3 separate regions of the Mus musculus genome follow, and all the other regions are linked to region 1. Evidence: chromatin contacts called from ENCODE Hi-C or POLR2A ChIA-PET data. All regions are on one chromosome and are shown on one strand. Each heading gives the region's core, a stretch centred on a gene start or an enhancer-like site at or near the end of the contact. The rest is flanking DNA. Distances are from core to core; before and after follow the strand shown. Region 1 has its middle 11 kb from the start of Gm30971. Region 2 holds the start of Lifr (LIF receptor alpha). Region 3 has its middle 14 kb from the start of Gm30663.

Region 1 (3,992 bases), core at 899-3,398:
TCCACAGCCCTGCACCCACTAGGGCTGTTGTGTCATTTAAGCGACATCTAGCACTTTGAAAAGCACCTTCAATTCACACTTTCATCTTCTGTTTCTGTCTAGGTGTCTGTATCTCTTGGACTTTCACAGTCTTCTTGAAGATGACTTTTGGACTCCGTGATGACATGCGTTCCTTTTTGAGGTTCCTTCCGTTTTTTTTGTTTTTTTTGTTTTTTTTCCTCGCTCTGTTTTCTCTGCATCCCTCTCCTCCTCCTTTTCAAATTCTACATTGACCATTTCATCTTTGGTCTCTGTCACAGCTGCTATAAGGATAAGCCCAAATCTAACACTCAAGTCAGGACATCCTTTCTAGGTATTGGGGGCTTGGTTTATTGGTACTTAGGACAAAGGGCCCTGGGTTGATGAGTGATGCAAACTTCAGTAGGTGGGAGGGGTAGCATGGGACCCTGGAGGAATACTGAATTTAAAGGTGAGTTACGGGCTTGTGTTCTTCCTCTCTCCAATTCATGTGTGGAAACCAAACCCCTTTAACCAGTGGCATTATGGACTGGATGCTTTCATGTTTGCTAGGATTGGATGAAACCAGGAGGGAATCCCCCGATGAGTCCTAAGAGAGCTTGCTTCCTCTCTCCCTGTCATGGATACTGAAGACTATGTATCCTCAGAGGCAAGCCTACATCTGTCTACCAGTGACTTGATTTTGGACTTCCAATCTCCAGAACTAAAATGGATAACATGTTGTTTAAGCCACTCAGCCCATGGTAGTTGGTGTGTGTGTGTGTTTGTGTGCTGTGTGTAGCTCTGCAGGAGAGCAGAGCAAAGACCTTGCACACATTACATAAAAGCCCTTGTGGCTTTTAGATCTAGCAGTCTGTGTTAAGATCAGGGGAAAAGTCGAGTAGGATACAGTCTCAAAGGAGTGGGGCCAGATTGGGAGAGACAGGGGCCAGGTGCAGGGGGCTCTGTTGGCATCTCTTGAAGTCTCTCCTGTCCCTGGTTCTGACTGATGCAAGGCCCTTGCCTGGGTCAGTGCACTCCATCTGGGTCAGGTTGAAATGTATGTGCTGACTTCCAGACAGTACTTCTGGGAGGCTTTGCTAGATTCTTCCAAGGGACTTTCTGGTTCCTTCCTCTGGACTCAGCTGAGATTTGCTCAAGATGGTTCTGCACCTGACGAATTCTTTGCATTTCCGTAGGTAATCTCACTTGATCCTGGGGCTTGAGACGATCCTTTCAGACTGATAACTCCCGAGCTGGGATCTCCAGTCCTAAACGGATGAACCTGAAAGTGATCAGAAACCTCCCTGAAGCCAGGTTTTTCACAACACACCCTGCTGTTCTACTCTCCTGCTGGATTATAACACTACCTCAATTCTGTCACCCCAATCAGAAACCAAACCCTGTGGTCCCTTTTACCTCACCTACTTTCTTCCATGTGAAAGTGAATTTTTGTCTGTGATCACCTATGACTCCTCCCCACTTCCCACTTTTTATTGCTCTTTGTCATCTCTCACCTGGACACATCCCTAGTGTTCCAATCAGTCATTTATATTCAGTGTTAGAGCCTCCTGTTTGGTCTTCCAGGCTATTCTAGAATTTTCTTTCACAAGTGACAAACTGAGGATCTTAATGGCTCAATTCGTTCTCATCAGCCGTGACCAGATAGAATTTAAACACATGCCTGGTACACACCCTGCTTCGTTGTCTTCTGACCCCTTGGTTTACGTTGTTTGCTGAGGATTCCAAGTTACACCCCAGGCTTCACTACCAGAGCCCCGCTCCTGTTACACAAGCTGCTTTACAACCAACCACGCCTTTTTACTTAGGGCTTTGCCCTGCCTCTTCCTTCATCCTGGATGACAGAATCTGCTGTTCCTCTTTTTCTCAGTGCACCCAGGGATTACTGTGCACAGCTGAACACTTCCCTTTTTCATCTGCAGCTGCAGAGGAGCAGCTGCAAGTACCCAGGGACCACCCTGTGCACCGAGGCACTGTGGAGTTTCTCTGCAGCTTCTGAGGCTGACCATTCACTGCCTCTTCCCAGAAATCAAGGGCTGATCTAGTTCCTCTTTTGTTCTCAGGGCCACGGACAGGAGCCAGGGCAGGCAGCATCTCTCGTGCATATACCCAACATGTTCCCCCACAGAGCTCCAATTGCCTGGCAGACGGTGTTTCCAGTTTTCCAGAAGCAGGGTCTGTCTGAGGAGTGACTGTCCTCATTGCATGGGCTGGAAGCCTGGCTTCAGTCCTGGCTTTGTGATCTGAGCAAATTATTGGACCACTATGGGTCTCAGCTCTCTCATTTGTAAAGTGGGGGAGTTATGACCCACAGGACATATCTCTCAGGATTCTTATGAGGTAAATGAGTCACTGTTTAGGTAGGATTTGGAACCGTGCCTGGCATGTGGCAATATGTGTTTGGGAGATTAATCAATCAATGGATCCCTATTGGTTTGGGTGTTAGGGCAGAGCCAGGATGTGAAGACATAGATAGTGTCCTATCTGTGTGTCAGGGGTATAAAAAATTGCAATCATTGTTTTTATTACTCTTATTTTTATATTTTAAAACTAACTTTTAAAATTAGGACACAATGTGACAGCTCCATCTTGACAGCTCTCTCTCTCTCTCTCTTCTGTCCCCACCAGCTGGTTCCCTCTCTTCTTTCAGTTAATCCCAACTTCTGCTTTCATAATATAAATATTCCACTCGAGGCTTACCTCTCAATTTCTTCTTCCACCCTCAAGCCTTTCTAGTTTGAACATTTATTCAAATTATTTTAATTTCAAATGCATTACACACACACACAAATACACACACCCAGAGACACATAGACATACACAGACACACACACACACACACACACTTAAACCTTGGTCCCACCTATAAGAGGACACATTTTATTTATCATTCCAATAAATGTTTTTATTTATTTTGCATAGCGTACTTATTTTCAGTTGCATCCACTTTCTTATGAATGTTATGACTTTACTTTTCTTTATGGTTGTACAGACTCCCACATGTATACGCACCACATCCTTTGTATCCATTCATCTGCTGATGGACACACAGGCCAGTTCTGCTCCCAGGCCAGTGTAAATGATCGGTGCTACCACCAGCATGAGTGTGCAGATATCTTTGTAGTAGAACCTGGAGTCCTTTGGGTATTGACGAACCAATCATCTTCCAGTTTAGGCTTAAAAGCCACTTACAGAAAAAACTAATAGGTTTATTCCTGTTTATGACTGAACCTCTGTTTTTCAAGGACTGAGCTGTGCCCCACCTGTAACCCTAACTACAAATGGTTCTGTCCCACCTGTTCTAGGAATGGCAATCATGTCTTTGTTTCAGAAAGTTGTTTATAATCATCTTGAAACCCTACCTTTGTTTCCAAAGGTTATGTGAACACCTATGACGACCTTGTTATGACGACCTGCTGTGACTACCTTGCTTTGTTATGCTCTACTCCTGTAAGCCCATCTATTTTTGCCAGCCAAATCTCCCATTTGGAAACCCCTTACCCCTGGGTCATAAAATCCTTGTCTTCCTTGAATCCAACACTGATCTCTGGAACCCTGCCTTAGGGCGAGGCAGCTCATGTATATAAACAAAAAAGCTTGCTTTAATTATTTCCTTACTTTGATTACTTTGGCCATCTATGATTTGGGTCAGTGGTCTTTCTCCTCCCATCTTCAGGTTTAACATGTCTATTCAGGAGTGAGAGATAAATCTTACGCTATTTCTATTTTTAGCTTTCCTGACGAAACTGCATCCTAATTTCCACAGTGGCTACATCAGTTTATAGTCCCATCAGCAGTGAACAGGGGTTCCTCTTTCCCCACATTCTGGTCAGCATTTGCCATGATTTCTTTTCTTGATGTCAGTCATTCTGACTGAGTGAGATGGAATCTCAACAAACGCTCTCCCTCTTGTTATCTGAGTCTGTCCTGCAAAGCAACTACAAATTGGATATTGTTTTACATGCTTTGTGGAG
Region 2 (3,992 bases), core at 953-3,452, 45 kb before region 1:
TGGAGTCATTAAATCAGAGAATGTGCACTGGGCAGAGCTGCCTCCACTTCCTGCAATGTGAGGACGCAACTTTGGGGCCCTGGGAATAACTGAAACCCACTTAAAAGCCTCAAAAAGAAAAGTGCTTTACAACAACCTCACAGCAAGATATCAGAAGACTATACCTGTGAAGAAAGAGAACCTTAAGTAAAATATGGCTTATCCTTAAAGGAGTTCTCAGATGTTGTGTCAGAGGGAGAGGGAGGTGGCTCCCTCGGGGGATGGAGGGATGGGGGTGGGAAGAACACTGGAGACTGTCTGGACTTAGGACTTCATGGGGAGGCAAAGAGCTGGTACAGAACAGGGCATGCGACTATCCCAGCCAGCAGAAAGACAAAAAAGAGCAAAATGCTACCAAGCATTGGGCTACATTCGGAGAGAGAAAAGAGCCAGAAAGCTGGTGCTTACTGATGCTAAGGGAGTGGTAGGAGAGAGATGTGCCCTTTACTCTGAACTACGTAACCAGTGGATTTTCTCTAATGTGAAGAGGTGCCCCACAAATTAATATGGTAACGTCTTCACACCATCACTACACTATTCCTAACACAGTCCCCCCAAAAATGAGTCTTCCGTAGCAAAAGTTTTTAAAACTCAGGAAATAATTCATTTGGTTTTAAAAGCACAGTCCTCGGTCCTCATTCCCCAGAGGAGACTCCAAGTCTCCACTCACTGGAGCAGAGCAGCCTGTGATCTCACCTCTCACAAGGCAAACACACCTCAGCTCAACTCTGGCCTGAGAGCAAACAGCAGCTCCGGCCTCCTTGACAATACGCCTCCTATTGAAACTGAGCTTAAGGTTCCTCATGGATGCCTCCAAATGAACACAGTTTCCACCTGGTTGGAAGAAGGAAAGTCAGGGAGAGAAAGAAAAGAGCACAGTCCAGTGTTTTTTAAAAGCACAGGCTATGCTGAGATTTGCTTCCCTCTGCCAGTCTCACCCGAGGAGCCTCTGCTCCTAGTGGAGTATGACTTCAGATCTGTGTCAAGATAATCCTGCAAGGGGAGGGGACGGCATCAGTTGCAATAAACAAATGCTTTAGTTTTTCACTGGGGGCGGTGCTTTAAATATAACGTGGGCACCGCTTTTGAACTCCTGACTAACGTAAAGTCAGGTCAACTCTAAGCAAATATTATTTGCTGGGTTAAATATGCAAGGGAAGGCATTGGATGGCAAAGTTTAAACTGAAAGTTCTGCTGAAAAACCCACTTTAAAGAAACAAAGTAAACGCAAAGAATGCATGTAACTGTCAGTCAGTAACAGCGCACGTGTCCTTTCAGTATCTGACTGCATTAAACACAGCTACAGAAAGGGACCCAAAGATAACCCTAGTGTAAACGAAAGATTCGTGTGTCTTGGCAGCTGAAGTGGGGGCTAGAATCACATAACTCAAGCTCCTGTGTAAGTTCACAACACTTGCTGTGCAGTTTTCTGTGCGTCTGGGTCCACGATCTCAGCTTTGTGCTTTAGACAACACATCCGGAAAGCCATCCATTAGGAAGCCTAACTTTGCTTGCCTACACTTTAACTTGGGAGTTTAATAAGTTTAGCGCCTTCGGACACAAGCACCTAGAACTACAGACAGGTCAGTCAAATGCACCATCAAAACAGAAAGGACGAGGAACTACTTTTCTGAAGCGCTGAGGTTTAGGGGCAGGAAACCATCTGGCAGGTCGCAGCTCCGAATGGGGAATTAAAGGTCCTGCCCATCCCCCTGGTAACCTCTGGCCTTGGAACTCAGTGCCCTTCGCGCCGCACAAGTTTCCCGCGGTGTAGCCCGCGTGGGCGCGGGCTGCAGGGTTGACCCCTCGGCTGGCACGGACGGCGTGAGCCCGAGTGGCGTTGCCCCAGAGCCGGGGACGCGCCCCCCGCACGCGCTCCGGGCTGCCGCGCCGCGCCCCCGCACTCACCAGCCGCTCCCGCGCCGCTATCTTGCCATCCCAGTCGGCCGCCGCCCCGGGGCAGCCCGGACCCTGCAGCACAGGACTGCAGTCCTGAAGGAGCAGTCCGGTGGTAGCAGCCGCCGTCCTGGCGCCCCTGTCCCCTTGCAGGCCGGCTCTAGCGGCCACCGACGACCGGCCGCCGCTGCCTTCTCCCAACCCCGCGAGCCACCGCAGCGCCAGGCGACGATAACGGCCGCGGCCACTGCCGAGACGCTCCGGCGCAGACTGCGCGCCCGGAGGCGGCGCCTGCGAGGAGCTCGGCGGGGGGCGCAGCACCCAGGCCCCGCCCAGGCCCCGCCCCGCGCGCCCCCGCAGCCTTCTCCGCCGTCCCTGCCGCGCGCACGGGGACGCGGGCCCGCGGGCCCGCGAGGCCGCGCGTGAGTCGGAGCCTCTGGGTCGCGCGCGGGCCCGGCGCCCAGGGAGGTGCCTCTGCCGAGACTCCGGTCGCGCGGCCAGCCTTGCAAGGTCACCGAGCGGCGGGCGAGAGCGCAGCGGCCCTGCGGGTGCAAAGCCTCCGGAAAGGCCAGCGGAGCCCAGGCGGCCCTGCGGGAAGCAGCGCGGCTCCCAAACCGCTGTCATTGCACTTTGCAAGCCGTGCGCGGAGGAGGAAACTCGTGTCGCCCCGAAAAGGCACACGGACGCCAATTACTGCGGGTTTTTTTTTTTTTCCTTTCTTTCTTTCTGATTTTGTGCATTACCTAAACTGCCCCCAAGCCGGGGCGCTGCCACTCAGTTCCCCTACTTTCTTGGTGAGGGGACCTCTCAGCTCCTGAGGGCCTGCGGGGGCAACTGAGAACATCCTGGAGCCATCTAGTCGTGCCTCTGAGGCGTGTTGGGCTTATTTGTGCAGAGAAGAAACGGATCCCTTAATGGGGTGAGATTTTTCCTCCGTGCATTGTTCCCATTTCCGCAGTTTCACTTGGCCTCGGTGTTCCTTCCAGAGTAATGCACCAAATGAAATTGGTAGGAGTGTTTTATGGCGCAGAGTCGTGGTTTGAAGATGTTTACGCTCTGTGCCGGACGCGTTTGATGGTGTTCTCTTTAGCACAATTAATTTTGCAAAGTTCAGAAATGTGCCAGACGGAGCCACTGGCACGCAGTCACATGGCTGTGCAGACACACCTTCCATAGGGAGCCGCTTGTTTGTTTTCAGATGTGATTTATCTGGTGCGCCAGGGCCAAGGAGTTTGTGAGGGACCTTTGACTGAAATTCTAGACTTTAGAATCTACAGCAATTTGCAAATCGGCAGGATGAAGCTTATTTTCTAAAATAAATATCCCCCGTTAATAATGTAACTCCAAAATGGGCAACAAGACACCTGAAAATATACTGCATGAAAAAATAAATTCTTAATAACATCTTTCAAAATAAAGTCACTAAGAGTATCCTAGTGACCAACTCCACTAAAGTGCATATTTTGAACATGAAGTGCCTCCTGCTGTCCATGACTGTTTCTGGACTGTGCTGAACCCGCCCCCATTTAAGTTGGACCATATTGCTTTTCCTTTATCCCCATTCTTTCCCACAACTTGAGAGACTTGGTATTCATATTGCAGTATTCTGTCTTTTCTATTAGACACAGCACCTATGGCTCACAGAGCTTTTAGGAGCTAACAAAAGTATTTTCATTTGTTTTCAGGTCAGAAGAAAAAAATAGATTCAAGTGTTTTAATGTAGAATAATATTGCTATCTTTGTACCTAAGGTAAACAAAATAAGAATGTTTAATGTTTAATAACTAAAGAGACTCATACATATCTAGAGTTCATGAAAAGCATGGCACAGCCTCGTTGTCCAGGACCTAGCATCCTTTTGCATGGAAAAAAATAGATAAGTAAACCTCAGACAAGACAACCACATGATTTTCACCTTGCATAGAACGCTGGCCCCTGTGGCCTTGCTCTCTTGATATGAATTTACTATTTAATCCTTATAACACACCTGTGAACTGAGTTCTGTTCCCACATGTAGGAACAGATACAAATTTCGTGGGGCCTGAAGTTTGTGCAGTT
Region 3 (3,992 bases), core at 760-3,259, 37 kb after region 1:
CCTTGCCCCTTGACTCTTGCTCCCCTTCTCCCCCTTCCCTCCCCCCTTCTCTCCATGTGGTCATGGCCGGCCTCTACTTCTCTACTCTCTCCTTCTCTCTTTCTCTGTCTCTAACTACTCTCTTACCTCCCTTCCCCATGCCCTAAATTAACTCTATTCTACTCTATACCATTCTGTGGCTGGTACCTCAGGGGAAGGGGATGCCTCAGCATGGGCCCACCAAGACATCCCCTTTCCCCATACCTGCCACAGTCCCATAAAACACATTCTTATATCTTTATCTTTTTATGCTCACAACAACTAGCCTTGGCAGTGGGCACCTGTACTCACCGAGCCATCTCGTCCACAATTAGACCCACAACTAGAACTTTTGGTTGTGTAGAGTCAATAAATTCCTTTTAGTGTTTAAGCTGAGCTGAGTTGGAGTTTCTAACATATATGAGCAAAGATTATTTATTTTGATTAGTTGACAAATGGTTAGGGTCAGGGGATATGGAGAGCAGCTAATTGACGCATAATACACTGTTGTGATCCTCAAAGGCATTCAGTTGTAAGATGTACCCTTACTGAGTTCTCTTAATCACAAAATGTAATAAGTGTATGTGAAATTGTTGGAAATTAATACACAAATGGCATTTGGCAGCATAAAAGACAATGTTTGCAGAGGGGTGGAGGCCAGTGGGGTAGGAAAACGCTTCGTTTCTAGTGATGGGATAATAATAAGACAACGCTGAACAACTTCATCACTAAGAGAGCTGATCCAAGCTCCCTTCTGCCTGATCCACCCCTTCTCTGTGTGTAAATGCCTGCTGCATTTGGGCTATCTAATCTCTCTTCACTCTCGGTTCCCTGCATAATTTCTGCCCCTGAGTTACAGGAAATTTCTGAAAAGCCACTTAGAGGCAGATAGCTCTTCAGCATTCCACTCTAACAATCGATAAAGGCAGCACTCACTGAAGAGATAATCACACACAGGATGGAATCTAATATGCACGATGCTGATATTTTAACCGAGCTGGAGAAGCCGACAAGTCTTTGCTCGAAGCTGCAGCCTAGTTCGTTTTCCTGTCTTTGTCTTATATTTCTATGTACTTTTAAGGCCAGGTTTTTTGAAGTAGCTTATAGTGAGTTCATTCTATTTTAGTTGTTCAAGGCTGGAACTAAGGTCAAGTCTACATAAAAATAAGCACTGTGCCAACCAGCAAAGAGTACATTATTCTAGGGAGAAATCAAATGACCATTATGACCCTGAGGCAGATGCCACACCCTCTTCACAGTCTCATTTTAGCTTCTTAAGGAAGAGAGCTGAATGTTCACCACCAGAGTATGCCAGACCAGCCAGAAGTGCCTGGAATGAAAAGCTTTTCAGTGGTGAGATGTCCCTTGCCCTGCGGAGCTGTCCTGTTCCAGCGGGAAGGGGGATGATGCAGTGCCTCTAGCCCATCTTTTGGATTGCAAGTAAAGTGGAAACGGGGCTTTCTTTTCTCTTCCCTTCCTGGAATTCTTCTCTGTGGCTACAAGCCACAGATCAACATGTCCAACCTCTGCTTATAAACTATCCTTTGGGAGAGTCTTGCCACTTCTCTTTTTTTTTTAATTTAATTTTTTACTCATTCTCTTTACATCCCACTCACCACCTCCCTCTTAATCACCCCTCCCACAATCCTTCCCCCCCCCCCACATCCCTTCTCCTCTGAGCAGGTGGGGACACCTCTGGGCATCCCTCACCCTGGCACTTCAAGTCTCTGCAAAGCTAGGAGCTTCCACTCCACGGAGGCCAGACAAGACAGCCCAGCTGGAAGCACATACCCCATGTACAGGCAACAGCTTTTGGATAGTTCCCATTTGCAACCCACATAAATACCAAGCTGCACATCTGCTACATATGTGCAGGGAGGCCTAAGTGCAGCTCCATCCACTGTTTGGCTGTGGGTGTCTGTATCTGTCTGAGTCAGCTGCTGGGTGGAGCCTCTCAGAGGACAACGTGCTCCTGTCTGCAAGCATAACAGAGTGTTATTAATAGTGCCAGGAACTGGTGCTTGCCCATGGGATGGGTCTCAATTTGGGCCGGTTATTGGTTGGCCATCCCCTCAATCTCTACTTCATCACCCATGCCTACGTTTCTTGTAGAAAGGATAAAGTTGGGGTTGAAAGTTTTGTGTGTGGGTTGGTGTCTCTATCATTCCACTAGGCTTCCTGCCTAGGCACAGGAGGTGGCCTCTCCAGGTTCTATATTCTCTGTGTAATGAGTCACAGCTAAGGTCACCCCCATTGATTCTTGGGTGCCTTCCTTATCCCAGGTCTCTGTCTCATCCTGATAGCAGTCTACTCTGTACGAAAAACACTTCTCCACACAAACTTTAGCAAAGATGAAGGAGATTATGTGATCATAGCTAAAGCAGTAAGATTTTCTGATCTATTCCATAGCTCTAGTCAGCATTCACAACACTGCTAGGTAAGAGTATTGTGAGGTGCCTTTAATACAAAATTGCTGTCACTACAGCTGATTAAATGGACATTGCCTTCTCCTGCCCATGACCATGTTCACTATTATCTCCATCAGTATTACTTGCATATTCATGGAATGAAAGAATCGGGACATGGTAACGTCAGACCTCTATGTATATGAATTGGGGATAAGAAAACATAAGACAAGTATAGTCACAGTATTGAGATTTACTTCTTGGATAGCGATATGGACAAATGGGATTTGCCTTCAGGGCATTGGAAGGGCAGTGTCTTAGCAAAAACATTGACAGCATTAAAACTCCCAAAATGGTCCATTTAAAGGACTCCTTATTAGTCCTCACCAGAGCAAATAGAGACTTTATGTTCTTTCTCTCTTAAAAAAAATAAATTTCTTCCTTAGCTCTTAATGTTCTCTTTTGGTTGCTAAGTGAGTTTTTATGCAAAAGATTTCCCAACACTTAGTCTTCAAATAATACATGTAGCCAAGATGACCAGGTTTCTCCAACCAAGTATCGCAGGAAGAAAAAGAGAGAAATGGGTTGAAGATATGTAGAAAGCAAAAGCAGTGAGAAGCGGTCCATGGGACCTTTGCTCAATCAAGTCAGCGATGACTAGGGCAAGTCTGCAAAGATGCTCCAGAGAGAGATGCAACAGCTGCATCAAGACTTGTGGATCGTTGGTTCTGGTGATGTGAGAGGGGACCTCAGTAAGCTACCCTTTGTATTTGAGCCTTTTCAAATGAAAAAGAAAATTGAAACATTATATTAAGGTATTGTATTTGTCATCTTATAAAACAGGACAAGTACAAAATTAATCAATTAAATATTTTTTAAATAAAAGACGAAAGAGGAGGCCAGATGGGATAGTGAAGTGGCTAGAGATGCTTGCTGCCATGCCCGACAATCTTTGGGAACCACATGATAGAGGAGCAGAGCAGTCTCCTCAGGTTGTCCTCTGGCCTATACATTTTCTTACGGTGTGTGTGTGTGCTGCACACACCTTCACACAGGAATAAACAAGTAAAAATAGACACAAATCAAAAGAGGAGATTGTTAGATGGTGGATATTTTAATTTGCTTGATTCCTTTGTTTATGTTTGTTTGGGACAGACCTCTTGTGTCCCAGGCTGGTCTAGAACTCTTAATGCCCTCACCTTCATTTCAGGAGTGCTGGGGTGATAGCTGTGTAACCCCAATGTCCTACAGTTTGCTTGACTTAAATCATTCTGTAAGATACACACACATCAAAACACCACATCACATGCCTGCATAGTTTTTATTTTTCAATTATGCCATAACGAAGCTGGGAAATTTTCCAAAATAACTTCAATTTAAAAGTTGGAAAGAGGGAACTGGATGTAGTGGATTTATAATTCTAGCACTGGGGAATCCATAAGTACTAGACCAGTATAAAACCCTCATTGAGCTGGGCAGTGGTGGTACATGCCTTTAATCCCAGCACTTGGGAGGCAGAGGCAGGCGGATTTCTGAGTTGGAGGCCAGCCTGGTCTACAGAGTGAGTTC

Evidence for each region. Hi-C counts contacts between places; a loop is a spot of excess contacts on that map. ChIA-PET counts read pairs that join two places held with the same protein, here RNA polymerase II (POLR2A).
Region 2: a map of gastrocnemius shows a loop between it and region 1 (2.0-fold over the local background). The contact joins the promoter of Lifr here to the enhancer-like site in region 1. A Hi-C loop is called at or near these places in 3 of 37 maps with a recorded cell type or tissue (adrenal gland, gastrocnemius and heart). POLR2A ChIA-PET finds 5 or more read pairs at or near these places in 5 of 5 experiments (Patski and embryonic stem cell).
Region 3: a loop to region 1 is called in a map of heart, with 1.8 times the contacts of the local background. The contact joins two enhancer-like sites. A Hi-C loop is called at or near these places in 1 of 37 maps with a recorded cell type or tissue (heart). POLR2A ChIA-PET finds 5 or more read pairs at or near these places in 1 of 5 experiments (Patski).

What each region holds. Positions count from the first base shown.
Region 1 is chr15:7,083,179-7,087,170 of GRCm38, reverse strand. No RefSeq gene overlaps it. Among named protein-coding and RNA genes, the nearest start is that of Gm30971, 11 kb to the right of the region's middle. Within about 2 kb of position 2,148, at least 1 of the 3 ENCODE cell types and tissues checked has a DNase peak (open chromatin) inside an H3K27ac peak, as active enhancers do; it is gastrocnemius, where a contact is called at or near this core.
Region 2 is chr15:7,127,782-7,131,773 of GRCm38, reverse strand. Lifr (LIF receptor alpha) reads right to left here and starts at 2,202. Exons shown (of 20, transcript NM_001358593.1): 1 at 1,948-2,202.
Region 3 is chr15:7,046,033-7,050,024 of GRCm38, reverse strand. No RefSeq gene overlaps it. Among named protein-coding and RNA genes, the nearest start is that of Gm30663, 14 kb to the right of the region's middle. Within about 2 kb of position 2,009, at least 1 of the 3 ENCODE cell types and tissues checked has a DNase peak (open chromatin) inside an H3K27ac peak, as active enhancers do.